Linked DNA regions of Homo sapiens: regions 1 and 2 are each linked to region 3. A link is a loop called in an ENCODE intact Hi-C map of the cell type or tissue named here. Cell type or tissue: GM12878. All regions are shown on one strand.

Region 1 (2,500 bases), 50 kb after region 3:
CCAGGCTCAAAGAGGAAAGTCATTTGCCCAAAGTCTTCCAGAGAGACGGCCTCAAAGCCAGGTTTCTGTATCAGTTCCATGGAGCTGCCGCCAACTAGGGGGCTTTAAACAACTACAAGAAATTTATTTTCTCATAGTTCTGGGGGCCAGAAGTCCAAGATCAAGATGTTGGCAGGCTGGTTCCTTCTGCGGGCTGTGGGGGAAGTGTCTGTTCCATGCCTCTCTCTGCTGGTGATCTTTGGCATTCCTTGGCTTGTAGACAGACACATCATCGCAATCTCTGCCTTCATGCTCAAGGCGTTCTCCCTGTGTGTCTGTGTCCAAACTTCCCCTTTTTATAAGGACACAGTCATCGGATCGGGGCCCACCCTGCTCCAGTATGACCTCATCTTCACTTATTACATCTGCAAAAACTTTATTTCCAAAAAAGGTCACATGCTGAGGGCTAGGACTTGTATTTTGGGAGCGCACAATCCAATCCATAGCAGAGCCCAAAGCCCACCACAGCAGTGCATGTGTTCTGCCCCCAGCCCGGCTGGTTCTCCGTAAGCACACCCTGCTCGCCGGGCCTCCATTCAGCCCCCAGGGCGTCGCTCACCCGGTTTTATCTGGGACAGGCATGGACCCAAGTCTGCCCTACTGTCCTCGAGCTCACACTAGAATATTCACAGGGAGCAGTCATGATTTCTGAGGCTCCACTCCGGGTGCCATGGGCGGGACCTGACTCGACTTTGCGCTGAGCACTTAGGACAGCTTTGTTCAGCCGGACGGCCCATTGTCTGTTTCCCAACCACGCTCCAGTTTCATCAGGCAATTTTAGAGGCATTAAACCTGAACAGCTCACAAAGGACTAATGAGTTTCATTCAGCGTGGATGACAATGACCCGTGAATCTGAGCTGGACAGTGTCCCCTCTGCCTGAGTGGTTTCACAATAGCAGTGGTTGACAGGTGGCTGGGTCCTGGGCCAGGGATTCAGGCAAGTAGTTTACTTCTCTCTTTATTCATTTTTTTCTATTTTGTTTGGCTAAAAATCTTAAGCAGATTTTACTCAGGGGTTAACTAGGCAAATCTCTCTCAAAGGTTAGTTGCAGCTGAGAAACCCTAGATCTGTATGAAAGTGGGAAAGCTGACTCATTTCTTTGACCATGACAGACACCACCAATCAATCGTGGACTCAACCCTGAAGGCCACAGGGGACTGGAATCCAGGCCTGTGTACATTAGATTCTGTGTTCATTTCATACCATTATTTGGTGACTTGCAGGATTTTTTTTTTTTTGAAACAGATTCTTGCTCTGTTGCCCAGGCTGGAGCACAGTGGCACCATCTTGGCTCACAGCAGCCTCTGCCTCCCGGGTTCAAGCAATTCTCCTGCCTCAGCCTCCCGAGTAGCTGGGATTACAGGGGTGCACCACCACACCCGGCTAACTTTTGTATTTTTAGTAGAGACTGGGTTTCACCATGTTGGCCAGGCTGGTCTCGAACTCCTGAGCTCAAGTGATCCACCTGCCTCGGCCTCCCAAAGTGCTAGGATTACAGGCGTGAGCCACGATGCCCGGCCTTTGTTTTTTTTTGTTTGTTTGTTTTTTGTTTTTGTTTTTTTTTTTTTGAGACAGGGTCTCGCTCTTTTGCCCTGGCTGGAGTGCAATGGTGTGATCATAGCTCACTGCAGCCTCAACCTTCCAACCTCAAGCAATCCTCCTGCCTCAGCCTCCCAAGTAGCTGAGACTATAGGCTTGCAGCACAGACTGGGCTAACATTTTTTGTTTGTTTAATAAACAAAACGTTTTTTGTTTCTCTAACATTTTTTGTTTAACAAACAAAATATTTTTTGTTTCTCTCACATTTTTTTTTGTTTTTTAGTAGAGATGGGGCTTCACTGTGTTGCTCAGGCTGGTCTTGAACTCCTGGGCTCAAGAGATGCTCCTTGCTGGGCCCGGTGGCTCATGCCTATAATCCCAGCAATTTGGGAGGCCGAGGCAGGTGGATTTCTCAAGATCAGGAGTTCAAGACCAGCCTGGTCAACATGGTGAAACCCCGTCTCTACTAAAAATACAAAAAAAACTAGCCGGGCATGGTGGCGGGTGCCTGTAATCCCAGCTACTTGGAAGGCTGAGGCAAGAGAATTGCTTGAACCCAGGAGGTGGAGGTTGCAGTGAGCAGAGATCACGCCATGGAACCCCAGCCTGGGCGACAGAGTTAGACTCCATCTCAAAAAAAAAAAAAAAGAGAGATCCTCCTGCCTCAGCCTCCCAAAGTGCTGGAATTATAGGTGTGAGCCACCATGCGCAGCCTGAGCACGGAGGCAACTCGCAGCTTTGAGTCTGTACTTGGTATTTACCTCTTTGAAAGGAGAAGTGCTAAAGGGGCCATCAATACATACTAATTCTAGCAGCCATGTCACTCTTACTTATCCCCAGGAAGAGATCAGCAAGCTAGAACATTTTTCTTGCCAGGGCTAAAAAAAAAAAAATTTTAAATCTATAGGGGTCTTCTGGGG
Region 2 (2,500 bases), 240 kb before region 3:
CATTCTCAACAATACCACCTCCTCCAGGAAGTCTCCCGTGATGCCCATAGGCCTGGGTTCACTGCCCACCATCTGTGCCTGCCTTAGTGTCCTGTCATGGCATTTGCCATGCAGTATGTGACTGACTCCTTGCCAGCATGCTTGGGTGCTGAGCCCCTGGAGGACAAGGGCCATGTCTCTTGCTGCTGTTTCTTCTTTCTCTAAACCACTTTATTGTGGTCTAATTAACACAGAGGAAGCCATGCATATTTAACGCTTACAACTTGATGATTACGGAGATGAGTATACAGCCGTGAAACCATGCTGAAACAGCCTTTGCAAAATTATAACAGGAAAAATGACGGCAGTGAAAGAAATCAGACCTAACCAAATCAATCTTGCTTCTAACCTTTAAGCTGTCCTTGCTCATTCCTGGGTGTAGGCCGAACTAACTTTAGGAAGGAATTCAGTTCATGGTTTGACTCTGAAACAAAATTGATAAGAGCCCTTTCCCAGAAAGACCCCCTTCTTGCCTGGGGACCAGACTGCCTTTGCAGGACTAACAAATTAGCTACAAGGTTAGAAATTACAGTTTAGGGCCAGGCACAGTGGCTCATGCCTGTAATCCCAGCACTTTGGGAGGTCGAGGCGGGCGGATCACCTGAGGTCAGGAAGGTCAGGAGTTCGAGATCAGCCTGGGCAACACGGTGAAACCCCGCCTTTACTAAAAATACAAAATTAGCCGGGCATGGTGGCACATGCCTTTAATCCCAGCTACTCGGGAGGCTGAGGCAGGAGAATCGCTTGAACCTGGGAGGTGGAGGATGTGGTGAGCCGAGATTGTGCCATTGCACTCCAGCCTGGGAAACAAGAGTAAATCTCCGTCTCACAAAAAAAAAAAAAAAAAAAAAATTTCAGTTTAGGGATCATGCAGCCTCTGGCTCCAAGAGTATGAACCTTCCCCAGATTGCTCCTGGGCATAACATCACTATCGTAAAACCTAAGATCAGTGCTTGAGATATGTTGCAGACCCTGCACTCATGGATCAGCTGACACCACCCAGACAGGTAATCTGGCTCAACCAGTTCTGCCATCCCACCCAGGGACAGAAAACAGCAAGAAAACCTCACTTCAACCCCCTGTGATTCCATCTCCAGCCCCACCAATCAGCCCTCCCCACTTCCCAAGCCCCCACTCGCCAAATTATCTTTAAAAACTCTGATTCCCAAATATTCAGGGAGACTGATTTGAATAAAAATGAAACTCTGGGCTCCCGCACAGCTGGCTCTGTGTAAATTACTCTTTCTCCATTGCATTTCCCCTGTCTTGATCAATTGGCCCTATCTTGATCAATTGGCCCTGTCTAGGCAGTGGGCGTGGTGAACCTGTTGGGTGGTTACATACAAGAAGCCGTACATATTTAACACATACAACTCGGTGAGTGTGGGGATGAGCATACACCCGTGAAACCATACTGAAACTGCCTTTGCAAAATTTTAACAGGAGAAATGATGGCAGTGAAAGAAATCAGACCTAACCGACTCTATCTTGCTTCTAACCTTTAAGTTGTCCTTGTTCATTCCTGAACGTAAGTCAAACTAACTTTGGGAAGGAATTCAGTTCATGGCTTGACTCTGAAACAAAATTGGTAACAGCCCTTTCCTGAAAAGACCTCCTTCTTGCCTGGGGACCAGACTGCCTTTGCAGGACTAACAAATTAGCTACAAGATTAGAAATTTCAGTTTAGGGGTCATGCAGCGTCTGGCTCCAAGAGTCTGAACCTCCCCAAATTGCTCCTGGGGATAACATCATAGTCTATGCCATAAACCTTTCCATCTCCTTCAAAAGTTTCCTCCCGCCCCAGTTATTTGTTATTACGATTGTGTGTGATAATAACATCTCCATGCTTAGCAAATCTTAAGTATATACTGTAATATTGTTAACTATGGTCATTATGCGTATGGTACTTCTCAAGGGTTTTTCCATCTTGCATACCTGAAACTTCGTTCCCTTTGACCAATACCTCCCCACTTCCCCCTCCCTTCAGCCCTTGGCAACCACCATTCCACTTTCTGTTTCTATGAGTTTGATTATTTTAGATTCCTCATAGAAGTGGTATTATGCAGTATCTGTCCTCCTGTGCCTGGTTTATTTCACTTAGCACACATGCCCTCCAGTTCCTCCACGATGCTGCAAAGAGCAGGATTCCCTTCTTTGTAAAGGCGTAAAGGACACCACTTTGGAATGGTGTTCCATTGTGTGTATATATCACATTTTCTTTATCCATTCATCTGCTGAGGGACAATTGGGCCGATTCTGTATCTTGACAGTTGTGGACAGTCCTGCAGTGAACATGACAGTGCAGATCTCTTCTCTAGATCCTGATTTCAATTCCTTTGGATATGTTCCCAGAAGTGCGATTGCTGGATCATATATGGTAGTTCTGTTTTTCATTTTTTGAGGAAGCTCCCTGCTGTTTTCCACAGTGGCTATCCACCAATTTCCATTCTCACCAACAACG
Region 3 (2,500 bases):
TCCCATGACCTGCCTCGCTGACCCCAGGGCTGACCCTGTGAGTCAGGCCCTATCTCACCCCCATTTTACAGTTGGGAACGGGCTCAGCTTAGGATGTGGTGGAGTTTGGATTCAAACCCAGCCCCAGTGACTCCGAAGCCCGGGTTTGTCACCTTCTCCAGCAATGGGAAGATGCAGCCTGCATTTCCTGCCCAAAGCACATTATGCTCCTAGCTCTCCCTCTTCCTGTCACTGTGAAAGGGAAGCTCCTAGGTGGGGGAGGGGCAGGGGCTTCCCCAACACACACCGTCCTCCTGGGACACGCATGTCCACCAGGCTCAAGTGGGAACAGAGGTCCTCTCTCCAGAAGCTACTTAGCAGGTGACCAACTCCCAGTCTGCCCCATGACTTAAAAGGCCCTCTGCTGTCTCACCCTCCCCTCCAGGAGCTCCTCCTCCAGGTACTTAGGCGCCCAGCACCCCTCCAAAGCCAAGCACCCACTCACCTCCAGGCCTTAGATTGCCTGCCCACCAGCCTCACTCTCCCCTGCTATGATAGGCACAATAATGGCCCTAATCATCCTACTCCCTTCAACCTGTGACTATGTGGCCTGACATGGCAAAGGGACCCTTAGAGTTGCTTAAGCTGAGGATCTTGAGACGGAAGGTGCCCCTGAATGATCTGGTGAGCCCAGTGTAACCACAGGGTCCTTATAAGAGGCGGCAGGGACAGGCCCGGTAGCTCATGCCTATAATCCCAGCACTTTGGGAGGCCAAGGAGGGTGGATCACTTGCGGTCAGTAGTTCGAAACCACCCTGGCCAACATGGTGAAACGCTGTCTCTGCTAAAAATACAAAAATTAGCTAGGTGTGGTGGCGCACACCTATAATCCCAGCTACTCAGGAGGCTGAGGCACAAGAATCACCTGAACCCGGGAGGCAGAGGTTGCAGTGAGCCAAGATTGCGCCACTGCACTCCAGCCTGGGTGACAGAGTGAGACCCCCTCTCAAAAAAAAAAAAAAAAGAGGGAGGCGGGAGGGCCAGAGCCAGAGGAGATGTGAAGACTGAAGCAGAGGTTGGAGTGATGCTGCCACGAGGGAAGGAATGCGAGCAGCCTCTAGATAATGGAAAAGGCAACAGACCCTTCCCTTAGGCTTCCAGAAAGACAACACCTCAACTTTAGCCCCTACGAGACTCACTGTGGACTTCTGACCTCCAGAACTGTAAGATAATAACTTTGTGTTGCTTTAAGCCACAAAGCCTGTGGTCATTTGTCATAGCAGCCACAGGAAACTAGTGTACCCATCCCCCCAAGACCTCAGTTGAAACAGCACCCTCTGGGAGCCGCTCTGGCCCTGGCATGGCCCCATCCCACGCAGATGCTCCCTGGACTTCCTCTTTCATAATTATCTGTCAGTGTTACTTAGTCAAGCTCTGAAGCCATCAGCTCACATTCAATTTCAGTCTCCGCTTCTCACAAGCTGTGTAACGTTGGGAAAGCTTCTCAGCCTTCCTGAGCGGCCCTGTCCTCATCTGTTACACACAGTCGCTCAAGGCCCTCACCTGTACACCTGCCATGAGGCTGGAATGAGGGAGCTCATGCAGAGACAGGGCCCGGCACACCCAGATGAGGGTGACACAACAATCCGTACCACCTGCCAGACCATGAGGATAATGGAGACTGTGCCTGTCTCATCACCGCATATTCCTAAGAGCCCCAGACGGCGCCCAGCTATCAGGTCTCAACAATATTTGTTGAATAAATCATGAGTCCCACAGCCATCAAAAATCTCAAACGCAAATAGGAGGGACAAACCATGTGCAGCTGAGGGAGACAGCCGGGCCAAAGCCCTGAGGTGTGCACAGCTTCTCCAGCTCCATTCAATGGCCCACCACTAGTTCAAACTGGGCAGAGCAGCTCTCACCGATGTCAAAGCCATCCCGTGAAAACACTGCATTCAGCCTCAACTTTGGACCCCACCCTGACATCACACACAGGCTTCTTTCCCACTCTGCTTCAGCTGAGGTCCCCACCAGGAGGGCCAAGGGGAGACTCCCTCCATGATAAGTGAGGCAAACCACCCCCGTCCTTTCCCAACAATGTTGGGGAAACTGATGTCATCATAACAGTCCCCTTGCACAAGGTGGCTGTAAAGGTAAAATGAGAGAACGTGAATCAGTGCCTGGCATACAGCTGGCACCCCATAAATCCCAATTAGATAGTTTTTAATTATTTTACCCCATAGCAAACACATAAGTAGCAACAGGTGCCCCTTCCAAAATCACCTGCAAAACAACAGAGGGAGGCTGGAGCAGCAGAATGGGTCAGGGCTTTGGACTCAGGTGGAGATTTTATTATTATTTTTTGATACAGTCTCACTCTGTCGCCCAGGCTGAAGTGCAGTGGCACGATCTTGGCTCACTGCAGCCTCTGCCTCTCGGGTTCAAGCGATTCTCATGCCTCAGCCTCCTGAGTAGCTAGGATTACAGGTGTGTGTCACCACGCCTGGCTAATTTTTAT

The links. Peaks named below come from ENCODE experiments on the same cell type or tissue, not always from the same donor. Only the 100,000 strongest peaks of a DNase experiment are listed, where the experiment ranks them.
Region 1: it touches region 3 in a loop (5-fold over the local background); 27 of 110 quality-filtered maps call a loop at or near these places.
Region 2: a loop joins it to region 3, with 15 times the contacts of the local background. A loop is called at or near these places in 3 of 110 quality-filtered maps.

Annotation. Positions count from the first base shown.
Region 1 is chr16:81,430,037-81,432,536 of GRCh38, reverse strand. No RefSeq gene overlaps it. Among named protein-coding and RNA genes, the nearest start is that of CMIP, 14 kb to the left of the region's middle. RefSeq lists an enhancer at 1-29. In GM12878, no CTCF peak of the experiment used is centred here; a DNase peak (open chromatin) is centred at 1,126; H3K4me3 peaks cover 576 bases; H3K27ac peaks cover 694 bases.
Region 2 is chr16:81,715,561-81,718,060 of GRCh38, reverse strand. No RefSeq gene overlaps it. Among named protein-coding and RNA genes, the nearest start is that of PLCG2, 62 kb to the left of the region's middle. RefSeq lists enhancers at 74-273, 294-373 and a silencer at 698-921. In GM12878, no CTCF peak of the experiment used is centred here; DNase peaks (open chromatin) are centred at 240, 1,410 and 2,030; H3K4me3 peaks cover 1,210 bases; H3K27ac peaks cover 2,091 bases.
Region 3 is chr16:81,480,384-81,482,883 of GRCh38, reverse strand. All of the region lies in intron 1 of CMIP (c-Maf inducing protein), which reads right to left. Among named protein-coding and RNA genes, the nearest start is that of CMIP, 37 kb to the right of the region's middle. RefSeq lists enhancers at 1,640-1,709, 1,740-1,829. In GM12878, a CTCF peak has its summit at 1,328; a DNase peak (open chromatin) is centred at 1,333; H3K4me3 peaks cover 1,134 bases; H3K27ac peaks cover 2,462 bases.